2 separate regions of the Mus musculus genome follow, and region 2 is linked to region 1. A link is a loop called in an ENCODE intact Hi-C map of the cell type or tissue named here. Cell type or tissue: left cerebral cortex. All regions are shown on one strand.

Region 1 (8,000 bases):
TCTCTGGCTATGAATAGAGCCTCATTTTTTCCCTATTGTTTTAGTTCTGAGACAAAAGGCATTTAAACCCTCTGAACAGTTATATACAGATACAGGATGCCAAGTTCTACCTACTATGACTTAGCAAATATCCTTCTTTACTGCCCTCAGTATTGGAAACTAATGGTGCTGTGGACAGAAACTACTGCCCAAACACGTAGAACTTGCTCTGCATCAGAGATATGCCCACCTTTTTAATATTGCAGCTTCCACACATGGCTTGCTCCATGAAGTAGTCATGCCAAATGGGCTTCTATTTCTTAAAGCCCAGAGTTATTAATGTGGGACAGTCTAAATGGAAGGCATATTTTGTTTTTAAATATTATCTCACCATGTTTGCTCAACAGCAAGGCTGAGACTTCAAACTCAGAATTACGTCCAATGTACACTTCTTTTCTTTTGATTATAACCTGAGATACTTTTTCCCCAACCAGACTATCTGGCTAGAAGAAACACACTAGTCTGTGATGTTTCCCCAGCTATCATGGTGTTGTCTTCCATGTATTTGACAATCTCAGTTTTCCCACTCAGAAAATGCTTCCTTTATCTCCCAATAGAGGTTTATGATTGTATGTCTCTTCCAGCCATTTCTCCAAAAGCTCTGTCTTAGTTAGGGTTTTATTGCTGTGAACAGACACCAAGACCAAGGCAACTCTTATAAGGACAACATTTAATTGGGACTGGTTTACAGGTTCAGAGGTTCAGTCCATTATCATCAAAGTGTGAGCATGGCAGAGTCCAGGCAGGCATGGTGTAGGAAGAACTGAGAGTTCTACATCTTCATCTGAAGGCTGCTAGGAGAAGACTGGCTCTCAAGTGCTTAGGAGGAGGGTCTCATTGCTAAAGTGAAGTACTTCTTCCAACAAGATCACACCTCCTTATAGTGCCACTCTCTGGTGGGTCAAGCATATTCAAACCACCACAATGTCCTTCAGCCAAAAATGAATCTCTTTTATTCAGGACTTCTCAGATGGCTTGCTAATATCTATCCCTTTGAAAGTTTTCCCTTCTGTCCATGAGGATGGCCACTCCCAGCCCTTGAGCATGGTGTCTCATAGTACCTCAATAGAACTCTCCCACACTTTGAGCATGGTGTCTCACAGTACCTCAGGAGGATGTGCGTACTCATGTGATGGACTATGTAGGAAATTTATGGAATGGTGACTCAGACGATTGGGATATGCTTGTCAACAGCTCTGGAATTTCTATTTTCTCAAAATTATATATCATGGGTTTACTCTGATGTTCCTTAACCCAACATGTTGCCTACAGTTGGCATGGTGGGTATAGATGATTAAGATACAAAAGTAAAAATAAAATGTGTTCAAGCTTGTGCTGTTCCTTATAATTAGCCTTCATTATTTAAGGATATATTTGTGAATTTTTTGAGACAATGTCTCACTGTGTTCTAACTATCCTGGGACTTACTATGGTGATCCTCTTAGCTCTGCTTCCCCAGTGTTAGGATTACAAATGTCTTCCCTAACTTTAAAATTTTGAAATCTTAACTTGACACCTACCATGAAATTTCTTAAAATTTAATTTATTTTGATACATAAAGAATTTACTCTGGGTAGGGCTGGGGTAGACAATGGAGAGGTGCAAAGAAGAATGTCACTGACCCTGGCTGGCACTGGACCACTAACACTAGTCAATATAACTAGTGATACAGGATACCTGAAAGTGATTGCCATTAGAACCCAAAGTCATGGAGGAGTCTTTTAGACCAGAGGACTACTCCTTTTGTACATTACACAGATACAACTAAAAGCAGTGAAGAGAGGATACACAAAGAAGGGAAAATACTTTAAGCAACTATGAGGGAAAGCCAGCTCATACTGGAAACAGTGGGGCTGCCTGTTGTCAGAGGATAAGGTATATAGGCAGATATAGACCACAAGACTGGAGGAAAACATTGGCCCAAAGGTGGATAGAACTAGCAGGAGAGACAAGGATGCTAGGATTCGGTAAGACAGTGATGGATAGCTGTGATGGACCCTTGAACAGAAGATAGGGTGTGGGTACAGATTACAGCTGCCATGCTTTGGAGTTTATCTAGCGCCACACACAGATGGTTAGGAGAAAGACAAGTCAACAGTGAACCCCAATGCTACTGTTACTAGTTCACCCACTTGGATACAGAAGCATCGTTCTAGAGATGACTGTAAATCAAGTATTGTTTTCTTCTCATGAAGGTCATGGGTGCTGTGTAGAACAGGGGTGCTCTTAGTCTACCTGATAAACACAGTGATATTATCTATCTCATGGCTTGAAATCTGAAGAAAAATTCTGTGTAATGGCCACATCCAAAATGGTGGTCAAGTCCACAGTGTGCCTAAGTTTCTGAAAACACAAAGCTCAGGACATGAATAGATTGTCTGCCTGATTTGGTTTGGACCAAACATTTTGCAACTGATTCCGTCTCTGGATCCCCCAGTCAGGCCTCACCTCTCATGACAAGAGACCACAATGGCAGTTCCCCAGCTTTCTGTATTGCCTGGCCCACTGCTTTTACTTTTTGTTTCAATCAACAGTTCTCTTCTCCATTCCCTTTTCTTCTCCCCTCAAGCGAAGATACTTGGTAAAGTGCTCTGCTTGCCTGCTGACAGAGCAGAGTCGAAGGCAAGATGACAGGGGAGGAAGTTCCTTTCTTCCAGAAGCAATATCTTGGAGGTGGGCTGTCAGGGAGCCTGTGAGATCTGAAGTTTCAGAGTCTGAATGAAAGAAACACTCAGATAACAAAACAGAGTGCCGGCGGAGGATGCTTCATCTGCTCTGGCCAAATCCCTTCTTTCTTTCCATCCTTTCTCTTCTAATAACAGCTGCCCTCTCATTCCGTGTTACTCTGCTGTGAAGAACAAAACCTCCCTCTGACTATCTGTTTTTCTTTTCTTCCCCAGAGTAGGTCTCATTACTGGTGATTAGCAGATGATTAAAACCAATTCAGCTTCCCCCAGTAGATATTTTCTCCCTGTTTGTGCCGAATGCGTCAGCCTTCAATGAACGTGCTCCTAAGCTTATTAACGGGCTCAGAGGATTAGCTGCCGCCAAGCTCAGTGGCTCCCATATTGTGATGCAGGGAGAGACATGGAGCCATTTGCTGAGTGCAGACAGGACCGCTGGGACCCAACTATCTAAATCACAATTTTATTTTCCATGTAGAGCAAGATAAAAGAAAACCCAACTGTAATTACAAAAACTCAACGTTTGGACAAGTCTGAAAATAGCCTTGGACTCAGTAGCAGAAATAGGCTAAGCCAATCAGGAGGGGCATGGATGGAATGTGTGTGTGTGTGTGTGTGTGTGTGTGTGTGTGTGTGTGTGTGTGTGTGCAGCACACATGACATAAACTCATGCAGTTTATCCATGTCTGTCCTGGTGGATGAAACTAAAGGGCTTTGCTTAGCCTCTGCATTGACTGTGGTGCCTACACAGCATGTGTTTGTACAAGACCCTTGCGGATAGATCTTTCTCTTATTGAAGAATACCATCAATTAAGAGTGTAACTGACCATGAATGAAGGTATTACTAGAAAGAACATTTCATCCTCCTGGCCTGTGAAGCTAGTTACAGACACAGACAAAGGAATTCTAAATAACTGGGTTCACTTTAGCTTAAGAACATAAAAATGAGAAGAATTTTTAAGGTTTTCTTATGTTCAAGGGATTTCTTTACTGCATAAGTAACTGCACGATAATGATGGTGACAACCACTAGCAAGAGACTCACTAGCTAGTATCATAATTAGTACATCAGAAAGCACCGAAGGAACATGGTTCTAGACATTTCTGAAAGAATACCGTCTCCTGTTGTAACTGTGCTGTGTGATGCGTTTAAAAGATTGTGTTTCAGGGAGTGGGGAAGGGGAGACCACACTGATTCATTCTTTCAAATCACTTCTTACTTTAAATCTCGAAGTTTTTTCCATTTATTTTTTTTTCCCTCCTTTTCAATGCAGCTTAACTCTGAGAGTGCTGGAGCTTGAAATCTGTTTCTGATTCATAATAGCAACAGGGTTTGTAGAAAAATGTCAACAAATCCCCTATCACCAGAGAAGGCAGGAAATGTGAAAGGCAAGCCACGCCAGCCTCACATGGCTGCATGATGGAGTAAGTCTGTTGATGAAGGGAAGAGGGCAACTCCCAGCAAACCAGTGCCTTCTGTCCTGTCCGGCAGCACGGTCCAGCCAGGCCTACAAAACAAAGGAAGCCATGATGAAACAATGGGAAAGTGGTGAGGAGTTAGTGTATGATACTCTCAATCACCAAAAAATGGCACAATCATATTTCACTTAGTTTCAATTACTTAATAACCTAAGGGCAAACGACAGACAACGAGTTATCAATTGGTTTAATTTTACTAGCATTTAAAAGTCTTCAGAACATCTCTGACTGTGGTTGGTCTCTCTAGTAGGTAATTGTTGAAGGACCAATTCACTTCTCATTAAGCAACAGGCATCAAGAAAACACAGTATGTTCAATCAAATGACAGTGGCACCCAGATGAAGGAAACAGAATATAATGAAAGCGGAAGGAATAAATACCTACCCACAGCCTATGAGCAATACAAGATGTATTTGAAACAAAACGTGTTCATAATATGTAACTGGAATGAACTGGGATGTTTGTGGCTTAACAAGTTCCATAAGCCTTTTTAAAGTGCCTATGCAACAGAAACTGGAGGATGGACATGTGGGAGATGATGTGACAAAGGAAAATATTGCTTAATGCAATTAATTCTCTTGGATGTGTTTCCCTGGCACTCGAGAGAGCTTTGGTGTCAGTACAGGGACAAGTTCACGAGCAGGGCAGTGCCAGCCTCAGCTGATGAATAAAAGAAGCAGTGTGCCATGGGAAGGGATGGGTATTTCAGTTCCCTCCACAGCCGGCTTTGCAGAGCGCAAGGCCTTAGCAGCATTTTGAACTGAGAACCCTTCCACCTGCTGAATTAAACATCATAAAAGGAGAGCCACCTGCATTTTTCCCACAGTCCCTCAAACACCAAGCTGTACTACAAACACTGTCCTGTAACTCCAGGAATTGAGAATTGTTCCGACTCCTTGAGACACTGGTTCGTTCTGTCAGTCATAATTTGTCTTTCCTATTCCTTGCAGGGTCATGGGATGGAAAGCCACAATGCAGAGGCTAGGTTCTTCTGGGAGAATGCTCCCGGGAGGCTTCTTTTATCCTTATCAATCAGATAGCATAGCAGTCAGGAGCTACACTCTTCAGTTTGGTCCAAGTCACTTGTGAGTGGCGATGAAAACTCCCTGTCTCAAATACCTGGATCAGGAGTGTTTCATTACTGGTTTTTCATTCTAGACTTTAGAGTATTTACATGTAAATAGTAAAAACACTTGTACGTACATCTTAAAACCGAGACCATCATTAATCAAGGGATTTATTAGCTTCATGAAGTTCTGTAATGTGGAGCCAGGCCATTTTATGTAGTATTTTTAGACACCCTGTGGTCTGTACATGAACCTAGATATAGAATTCCCACTTGTGTAACCATCCAGGACTCAAGAAAGGTGAGGTTTTAGATTTTAGATTTTAGAGTTTAAATTTTAAGTTTTGGATGTAGATTTTGGATGGTCTTCAGATTTCCAAATTATAAATGCTGTGGCTATATAATGTTGAGAAACTTAACAGGTCAACCTTTAGTTATGGCATGTATGTGATGGAGGAAACCACCTCTTCCATAGCTTTTAACAAATTAAGTAACACAGGGAGGGTTACTCAATATTCAAAAAGCACTTGTCACAGGGCCAGATCATAGCAATGTTTTTTTTTGTTTGTTTGTTTGGTTTTTTTTTTTTTTGTGGTGAAGAAAGTCAAACGTTAGTAAATAATTTCTAATGTGAAGACCCTGTTCAAGTCATGAGTACAAAGGAAGTCATCTGAGTGGATGAAGACATCTATAGGAAGTTACAAGAGAGAGCAGCTACCACATAAGAGAAAGTTAGAGCCAGAGTGAAACAGTAGGAGAAAATGTATGGGACATGACCCAATGAAAGATCCATAATGAGGACCACTGGCATTGCTCAGCCAGTGAAGGCTCCTGCTACCAAATTTGAGAACCTGAGTGCAGTTCCAGAATTTACAAGGTGGAAGGACTGAACTGCCTCCCATGCATCACCCTCTGACTTCCCCTGATCCACATTCAAGCATGAACATATAGATACATACATGCACACATGCACACAAACACACACATACACACAGGAAATAAATAAAAATGCCATAAAGGGATCAAAAGTGGTCATTGAACCATTTGAAAGTGATAAATGAATGTTAGAGACCGTAAATATTATCAGAGAAGAGAAAGAACATTAAGGTATACACTGGCATCACCTGAATAAAATCTGTAAGTGGGAAGCAACTACCCAGGTGCCTTCCGTGGTGGTCAGCTGGGTGTCTCTTTCTCTCTGTCTAAAGGACATTGTTCAGAAAGCCACCTTCCAGATACATGCAAGCAAGGCATTGATCCACTTCTGGGAACATTATCACTATCATCATTAGTAATAATGCAACTCAACAGCACAGCCAGTTTAACCCAACCATTTGGAAAGAAGTACAAGTCTCTGTTATCCCATTCATAACTTCAAGGTTTTATTCAGTGGCACAACCATGTAATACACAAGGGGGAGATGCCTCAGAGTGGTAGATGTGGGCATAACTTTGCCTTTTGAGAACATGATTGGGAATTATTACAAAAAGGTGAGTATGAGATACAAAGAGAACAAAAGAAAAAGGGAATGAGAGAAAATGTTGGGGGTTGGTCCTGATGCTTTGAAGTAATTGGAATCTGCGTGCCCAAATGTTGAAGGTCCTTGTCCCATTGTTTTTTGATCCACTGATAAAGAGCCAATGGCAGGGTGGAGAGAGAGGGGCAGAACCTTTAGATTTGCACAGAAAAGGAACTGGGAGAAAGGAAGACAGAGAATTGCCATGACTGGGGAGAAGGAATGGGTGTAAGAGCTGTAGAAATAAAAGTCCACCAGCCATGTAAGAATTTGGATAAGTGGCCACTGACCACTTCACAGATTGGGACTGGGGCAGCAGCAGAAGGTTTAGGAGTGCCCAGCCTTAGAGTTAGTCATTGCATGTCAAAAATGAAAGACATGTGTGTGTGTGTGTATGTGTGTGTGTTTCATTCATGAATCCAATTAGCTCCTGGGCAGATGTAGGCATGAGACCCACCAGAAGCCAAAGCAGAGTAGCCAACTACAGCTACATGCACAGTTCTTTCTTGTGGTATGTGTCAGGCCCTGGGATCCTGGCTTTCCTTGGACTGGAGAGAGTACTTTGCAAATAACAAATTCAAGGAAATTGAACTTGTCCAGAGGTGGATGGACAGCAGAAATCAAGGAAATGGCTTAGATACATGGGGAAAATTATAGTGATGAAAGAATATCATTCCACATAAACATTTGTCAAGAGAAAATGTAGCTGCTAGAGAGAAGGCTCCTTTCCTTAGTATCCATCAGTCAGCCAGTATCTCCACAGACCAGCTGCTGGGTGACTGAGGAGTGGCTGGGAGTGAAGTGCAGGGTGACAGGCCAGTGGTCCTTGTAGGATAAACTAAGCAGGGGTGAGGACAAAGGGGCATGAAAGGCCTTCTATCACTGCATCCCTGAATGAGAAGGATGAGTGGAACGTGCCATGAGAGTCTGCAAGGTCAATTTACCCCTGCTTCTCATGGCTAGTCTAACAAGGAAGTTGAGTTGATTCAGCGATAATTTTCATGGAGTATCCAAAAGCTTGATAGATTTAGTTAGTCATTAAAAGAAAGTTAAATGCTGGGTGTGATGGCAAATGTTTCCTGTTGACTCCAGAATGGGGGAGACTGACAGGGGAGGGGATGATGGCTTCTAGTTTTCCCTATGTACATGTCGAGACACTAACTCAAAACAAGAAATCAAATCAAACAAAACCAGAACATCCAATTTGCACCACCAAG
Region 2 (8,000 bases), 1.6 Mb after region 1:
AACAGACTAATTAATTTTCAAATTTTAAAAGATGTATTTATTTTATATGTCTTGAGTGCTTTGTCTGTATGTGTGTATATGTACCGTATACATGCCTAGTTTCATGGAGTTCAGAGGAGAGTATCAGGTCCCCTGGAATTGGAGTTAGGAATGTTTACGAATCACCCGTAGGTGATGAGATTTGAACCTGGGTTCTCTGCAAGAGCAACACATGCTCTTAACCACTGAGCCATCTCCCCAGCCCTTGCAACAGATTTATTAAATTAAAGGAAGACTAGGTGACCAACAACCAGAGGAAAGCTATTTAAACACCAAACTGTGTTTACTTTCTGCTTGTTATAAAGAAGACAGGACATAGAGAGCTCATATGCATCCTTTGAGATCGTAGCTGGAAATGGTTGTGACCAACCAATAATGGGGTTTTGCCTTACCCTTAAAAGGGATGCTTTACAATTGTCAAGACTATATAAATTTTCTTTGTGTTTACTTTATTTATCAATTTGTCCACTCCCTTCCTCACCTCATATTGTTGTTGATACCTTAGAGAGGAAGCTGGTCTCTTTAAAAAAAAAAATAAGATTTTTGATTCCTCCTAAATGGCCCCTTAAAACTCTGCCAAACTGAACTTTAAAACTCCATTTTCAGTTATTACACAATTTCTCTATTTTTGAGTCAGGAGCTGTGTGGTTGCTATTTTTTGACTTTTCAATTTCAAGCTCATACCTTAAATATCCTCCTCCTCTTCTTCCTCATCCTCCCTTTCTTCCTCCTCCTCTACCTCCTCCTTTTCTTCTAAGCTCACAGAGGGTTTAGTCATTGAGGAACTTGGTCTCACAAAAGTTACCCAGCTTCTACAGAACTCGGTTTTCTGACCTGTGAAAATTGGATAGTTTTCTGGATGTGTGTCCACTGGGCAGTAAGCTCAAGTTCAGAGCAGTGAAGGTCTACCCTTTCTTCTTCGGCCATGACTCTCTCAAAGGCTTACTTTGGAGAAAGTAATGTTTTAACCTACCTGATAAGTCATGATATCTTCTCAGCTCCCTTTCCCTTTAAAAAAAAAAAATCTGTGAGCTTTTAAGAATAGCAATAGAATCCCCATAAAACCATCGCAGTCCCCAACCACACAGTGAGCTGCCTAGATTTTGAAGCAGATCCTTTTTAGAGTAACAAATCCCTTTGTGATTAGAATAATTACCTATCATCTTAGAGAGAGAGAGATATCAGATATTTCTATGAAGCCATGTGCCATGTGGTAAGGACCCTGGGCACTGAGCCATGTTGGCTCCAGGTGGGTCCTGCACACACAGCAAAGGCTGACAAGTCACACTCATGGTCCAAATCTCAGGCATCAGAGTCTGTAGGAAGGAGGCCTTCCATCCTGGCTCTGTCCAGGTATACCTGCCAGATGCAGCAATAGGGGCATTTTAAGAAGACCATTGTAAATTAGTGGGAGGAAGACTCTCAGACACAGCTTCCAAATCACCCAGGAGACAGTAAAGCGCTGAAAGAGCCAATGAACGAAATGAGCCAGCAGTGCATGTACCCTGGGCAGCTCCGCAAACTGTGGCTCCGACACCAACCAGGCTGGTGCTCACATCACAGACCTCTCTCGCAAGGCTGACTGTTCTTGCTCATGTGGGTCACGTGGTGCAGTCTATAGAGAATTGGAAACACTGGGTAATTTGGAAGGTAAACATTTTGAGACACACAAGTGCCCTGAAACAGAGAAAAGATGTGACCCTATAATTAACAGAGTGGGCACCAAGTTTCATTCCAGGGTAGCTGGTTTATTTGCTTGAAGACGTGCACCCTGTTTAAAATCCACCCATACATGGTTAAAACACAATGCACATCTCTAAAATTATTGTACAAAACAGAACATTAAGGAGGAAAGGACTCTGTCTCTCTCCTGCCTTTCTAAGCCCCTACCTGCTGTTGGTTTTAAAGGTAGTATCCTTTGCTCTGGGAGTGAGCATGGGTGCAGCAGGCTGGAGGAGTGGAGTTTTTACCCCAGTTTATCTTATAAAAGTGAACATTTCAACCAGAATGGTTGCCTCCAATATAACAAGTGTATATGTGTAAAGCTCTTGGTGGGTAGGATTCTTGCATTCACTTTGTCTGCAGCCATTATTACTAAGTCATGAACTGCATTTAACACAAGAGCCTGCAACAGGTATTATTACACAGCTAGTTATTACAATTACACAGCTAGCTTGCCCAAACTGGACATCTTGCTCTAGATTAATTTTCTAGAATTGCCATGGATACAGAGAGGGGTTGGAAGAAGATCAGGGTGTTCTCAAGATTACTCTCACCTGAGGCCTTACCTGTGTCCAATGCCTTCTCCCACAACTTCCTAGCTATAAATTCCCACCTTTCTGTGCATGGTGATGTCACCACCTCCTCTTCTTAACGGAAACCAGTCATAGTGGATGTGACCCCCACACCAGTGACCTTGACCTAGGTGTAAACCCTCCTTAAAGGCTCTTTCCCAGGTGCAGTTAGGGACTCAGAGTGGGTGCAGTGAAGACCATGAATGCCTCTGTGTCAGGAAAAACATGGTTTTTCATTAGCATTTAGGAATGACAGTTACTCAGCTTCGCACAGCTGGGTGTATAAATGAATGAATAGGGAAGCAGACACCACCTAGACCCTTTGCTTATCTTCCCTAAGGCAACCCTCCGTGTTCTCTAACAGGCTCCTGGTGGAACCAGACTCTTCTAGGCTAAGTTAGCACAAAGGAATTTTATCATAATCTACTTGGGGGTTCATTCAACTCAGGAAGCTTTGATAACAGAAACTAGTTGAGGTCTGCTTAAATTGAGGTTTGTCCAAGCCAGGGAGGAAACTGACAAGCTACCTTGGTCTTTCGATGAGAAGACCCCACACTGAAAGGTGTAATCTACCTCTTAAATAGGAGAACATGGATATTTCATAAGCTCTATGAGTTCTATACCCAGCCTCCAAAAGGGCTGACAGATGTGCCCCCTCCCTCTGGAATCTTCCCTTTAATGTCTTGTTTGTGGTAGCCTGGAAGTCTTCTTGTGGCGTTATTATATCACCCCTGAAACTGTGCGGTAGAGGGATGGATTGATTATCCTACATCTAGTTTAAGGTTTTAAAGATCTTATTTTAACTCAACAATAACTTTACACTCATGTTCATGCTCCTTTCCAATGTTCCTCCGTTAAGTTCTTGTAGACGCTCCTTTGGGGATTTAATAAAGGTGTCAGCTCAAGGAACATCTTGAACAGCATATAATTTCATCAGATATTGGTCACCACATTGCTTGAGCATGAAGCTTTTAAAGAAAATTAAAGTGAAGGAAAAAAAAGGTCTGGTATTGGTTATTAACTCTGCCTCAGGGTGACTTCTCTTCAGGGGCGATTAAATATCAGCTCTGGGCTGTTAGGTTTAGTGGCTTTGCTTGTAGATGGCACATTCTACTTCAAGGACAACCTCAACTCAAGATGCTGGGATGTTCGACAGTGGTGCTGAGGCAGCCTCTGCAAAGCCAGCTTGGTATGAAACGGAAGATGTGACCATCTCTCTATGCTCTGACCTTTCTTCCTTAAGAAACAACTTTTGCATTACCAGGTAAATGCCCTTTCCATGGGATTTCCGTGGAACGCTGGGGACATCCTGTGGTCAGTATGGCTTAAGGCAGCGATTCTCAGCCAGGCTCTCAGGGAATAAAGAGGTCTCCCCTGAAAAAAATCCCAGCTTGTCTTGCAAGACCAAAAATAAAAAGAGAAAAAGAATGAGAGGAAGGAAGGAAGGAAAGAAGGAAGGAAGAAATAAAGAGCAAAGAGAAATACCACTCTGTTGTTTCTACAATAGAAACATCACTTTTGTGAGCAATGAGATTTTTTTTTTCAGTGAATGTGAACAGCGTAAAACCTACTGGCAACAGTTTAACTGAGATCAAATGAGGCCTCACAAGCTTGGAGGAGGAGGGCCATGTTGCTAGGTGTTGCTCTTCAGCCCTACCTGCTTCCTATGATCTGCTGTTTGCAGGGTAGCTGTACTCTGGCTCAACTTCTTGTCCTCCCAGGAAGCGGGCTTCTGTGAAAGCACCCAGCGTGGCTTAACGGGAAAACAGTGGGTATTTTGGCAGCTTTACACCACAGATAGTGCCCCAGTGGCACGAAATTGAAGCCGTTTAGCTGTAAATGTGATATCGCACTTGACGATTTCCCTTGGCAAAGCTCTGGGCCGCCCACATTGAATAGAGGCAGAGAAATGGAACTTGGGTGAAAAGCCAGCCACAGGAGAAGCGGACCGAAGGGGCTCATAAACGCATTCGTCCATCATTTACCGTCCGAACGCCACTCTCCACTCAGGCTACCAGGAGCAGGCAGCCCCACTTATGCGACGGGGAGCAGGCAGTGAAGTTGCTGTTGTTCTTCTGTTTATTAAAAACGGATGGGAGCACTTGACAGAAAAATCAAACTTCTGGCCATGGCTCATTAATCCCTGTTGTGTCTGTCAAGGGGATGTGTTCTGAGTTCCAATAAGCCTGGAGAAGTAAGTTTGCTTCTAAGCTTGGGCATTTTCTCTAAGTTTGAATGGAGAAAAAGACACGCCAGTCACCTCCAAGGAGAGATAGACTCTGAACCTGTTTTTAGACCTACCTAAGTGCAATTCCGTATAAGTGACTTGGTTTAAGTGAAAAGCGATCGTCATTAATAATTTTATTGTTGATATCTGACATAGTGTCCCTTGAGGAGAGGTAGAGTCTGCTAGCATAACTTTTCCAGGATTTAACGTTTATACAGCTCTCCAGCTCTTGCAGACATATCTTAGAGGGATACCCTGGTAGACTGTTTGGATGTGCCTGAAGTCAATCAGACAAGTATAGCCCTCTATCAAATACTTACTCCTTAGCTTCTTGCCCAATTATAGGGAAAAGACCATCCTCAACTCAGACTGATTACAGCAACCCAGAAGACAGAGACAGCATCTCCTGGCCCCTTTCTTTAGAACAATTACTGTTTGTGAGGAAATCGAGATGTCAAACTCTTCGCTTTGGCTTCTGGTATAGTTACAGTTAATATTAGGGCCAGAGGAAAGGCACGTTTTCCGGCTCATTTAGGGGTTGTGCGACTCATGTTCCTGAGATTCCCAAAGCAGCCCTTCGTTCCTTTTGTGTGACAGTGTATAGGATCCTTAGCACACTCCTTATAGAGGTACATAAGGATTTGGTGAAATGATGAGTGTAAATGGAATAAACCCAGCGTGTGTCCTGTCAGACGCACACAGGAAGTTCCTCTTGCCATAGCTGTTAGGATGATTCCACGTTGCCATCCATCTTCCACGAGAGAAGTGTCTGCTGGAAACTGCAGCCTTTCTCCCACAGTGTTCCCAAGCTGTCTGCCAGGAGAGCGCTGGGAAGGGAAGGCATCTGCAGAAGGCTCCTGCCAGGCCTGCTCACTGGTTGGATGGCGATTGAACTCATAATTCTGGACTCCATTCTGGTCTGGCTGCTGTGACTGATACAGAGAAGTTTGAAATCTTGGCTCTGCACTCAATAAGCATAAATCTCACCCACATTAGCGCTGATGGGAAACTCTCGGTGTAGGCTAGATATCTTAAGTCAGGGGCTTTAAAGTTAAAGTAGGCAAAAACCCCAAAGGAAGCTTAAGGCTGAGGGGGCAACAGCTCAGAAGGGAGCAGGAGACGGAACCAAGCACCTGCTACGTATTTGGGTTCACCCTCAGGGCTGCAGATTAGCTGAGCTGTGCCTCCCAGCATTTCTGTGTGCATAACTGGTTCTTGTTTAGAAACTCGCATGGTGGGTCATTTTTCTTTCTGTACCTCTAGAGAATTGAAACCACATCTCCCGAGTATGGAGCACAGTTCAGCTAGAAGCCAGAAACACAGATTATCTTGTCTTCCTATAAGACCCAAACTCCGATCAATTCTTCTGGAAACGTTCACTGAGCACCCTTGGTGGTGGGTATAAGCCAGAGCTAGCAGGAGCTAGTCGGGAAGCCTGGCTTCTCCAGTGGCAAACCTGTGTGTCAGGCTGCAAGGAGCTCGGATGCTTATCCGGCCCTAGGTAAAGTAACAGATTTTTTTTTAAGACAGCAGTGACTTGCATTTGTGTAGAGTGCATGCCCCACGGTCCACGTGCTGCGGGCTAGGTGGGTAGGACTGTAGAATCACAATGATAAATCTCTCAAGTGGAGCCTATAATGCGAGGCAGTTAGGATAGGACACAGCAGCACTGTGAAGCAGTACTGGTTATCCCAGGAGGGAGTTAATTCTCTAGAAAGCAGGCTGCTATAAAGCAAGGTCACACATGTACCTTTTCCTTTCTCTACAAGATTCCAACGAAGCCAGGGCATTTGCTAGCAGCCAAATAGATAGAAACACCTGATCGTGGACTTTCACCCTTCAAAGGTGTAAACTGAGTAGGTCTCTTTTTTTTTAAAACAAGTTACCCAGTATCAAACACTGCTATAATAACACAAATGCATGTTAAAAGCCACCAAAGCAAGACAGAGCTCACTTGAGGACAGTCAGGAGAGCTTTTGGAACTGTGAGAGTTCCTTTTAACTGGACGCTGGAGGGCTGTTAGTGTGATAGAAATTCCCTACTGCAGCACATTTTGAATGGGGGGGGGTGGGTCACATAGCTGAGCACCGGGGTCAGTGGTCAACACACTATGGCATATATGTGGGAGGAGTCAACTTATAAAGAAGCCTCTAGAAATCTCGTCTTGGGACGGACATAGTGTTTCAAGGAATGTTCCAGGTCTGATCCTTACCCTGCTAATCTTCTTGAAACCAGTTTATTCTCTGTTAAGAGATACATCAAGATTTGGAAATCTAATTTACATTGTGATTTTTTTTTTTTTACTTATATTAGAATTAAGCCCTGTTTATCCCTCCCTTTTGCACTGGGCCAGAGCCTGTGAATCTGGAGACCACGGGTAGCAGCTCCATACAGGAGCATCGGCTCTGTGAGCCGTATTTTCTATTTTTATTAGCATTTCTTATTTGCCCACAGCCTGATTTCTTTTGGGCTTGACATAATTTGCATGATTGAGTTAATCCAAGTGTGAAATGCAATAGAGACCTGATTCAATGGGTGGCCGGAATGCAGCATGATTGGAACATAAAAGGGATGGAGCAAGGCTCTGCCCCACAATGCCAGGTGCAGACACACCACAATGGGAGATCAGAACTGATCCACAGGACCAGACAGTGCTCCAGGAGGGAGTGGAGGGTGCTCAGCACAGGAATGCAGTTTTCAAAGCCCCTTCTTCGAATATTTCCCGGGGTAGGTTTGACATTTGAGATGGGCAACGAGACAGCATCCAGGTGGAATCGAAATTTTGTAGCCTAAATCCTACCGCACTCTTTGTAAAAGAGATATTTTCACACTCCGTGTATCTAGGCCTACATATATATTTACACTCACACCTGTTATCTTAAAATCCCATCGGGCTCATGGAGAAGCAGCATAGAACACTCCCTCGTACCGCCTTCCACTTTCCCTACAACGCTATGATCAAGACTGACATTAAAATAAATGCAATGCTATTAGATAAACGACCAGTTAGAGAAAAGCTCCTAGTTATCCAACTCTGATTACAAGGCCCAAGGGTGCTTGCTGATGAAAAGAGCCAGGAGGAGCTGGGTGAGACACCTGTAATCCCAGCAGGAGGCAGGAGGATTGTGAATTTGATTCTAGCTTGAGTTATATAGAGACCTTGTCTCAAAACCAAACCAAACAAATACAACCATACTAGCTACAAAGCAACAACAGCGACGGCAAGCTGTTTCACTACCAAGTGTTATAAAAATCTTTAGACAAAATCTTATCATGACCTTCTAGGCAGCACCACACCCTTCCCAGAACCAGTACAGAAACAGGGTACTTTCCTTAGGAACTGACTGTCCCAAAACTCCCATTATCCCAAAACTCCCCATTATCCAAGCTGTCTTATTCATCTAACTTGTAGCCATAGTAGTTTGTTACAAGTGATTTAC

Evidence for each region. Peaks named below come from ENCODE experiments on the same cell type or tissue, not always from the same donor. Only the 100,000 strongest peaks of a DNase experiment are listed, where the experiment ranks them.
Region 2: a loop joins it to region 1, with 5 times the contacts of the local background. A loop is called at or near these places in 5 of 42 quality-filtered maps.

The regions. Positions count from the first base shown.
Region 1 is chr1:41,163,609-41,171,608 of GRCm38, forward strand. It overlaps 4930448I06Rik (RIKEN cDNA 4930448I06 gene), which reads right to left. Exons shown (of 3, transcript NR_040475.1): 3 at 3,952-4,230. Among named protein-coding and RNA genes, the nearest start is that of 4930448I06Rik, 14 kb to the right of the region's middle. In left cerebral cortex, no CTCF peak of the experiment used is centred here; a DNase peak (open chromatin) is centred at 3,052.
Region 2 is chr1:42,776,338-42,784,337 of GRCm38, forward strand. No RefSeq gene overlaps it. Among named protein-coding and RNA genes, the nearest start is that of Dalir, 30 kb to the left of the region's middle. In left cerebral cortex, a CTCF peak has its summit at 3,644; DNase peaks (open chromatin) are centred at 3,615, 4,171 and 5,372.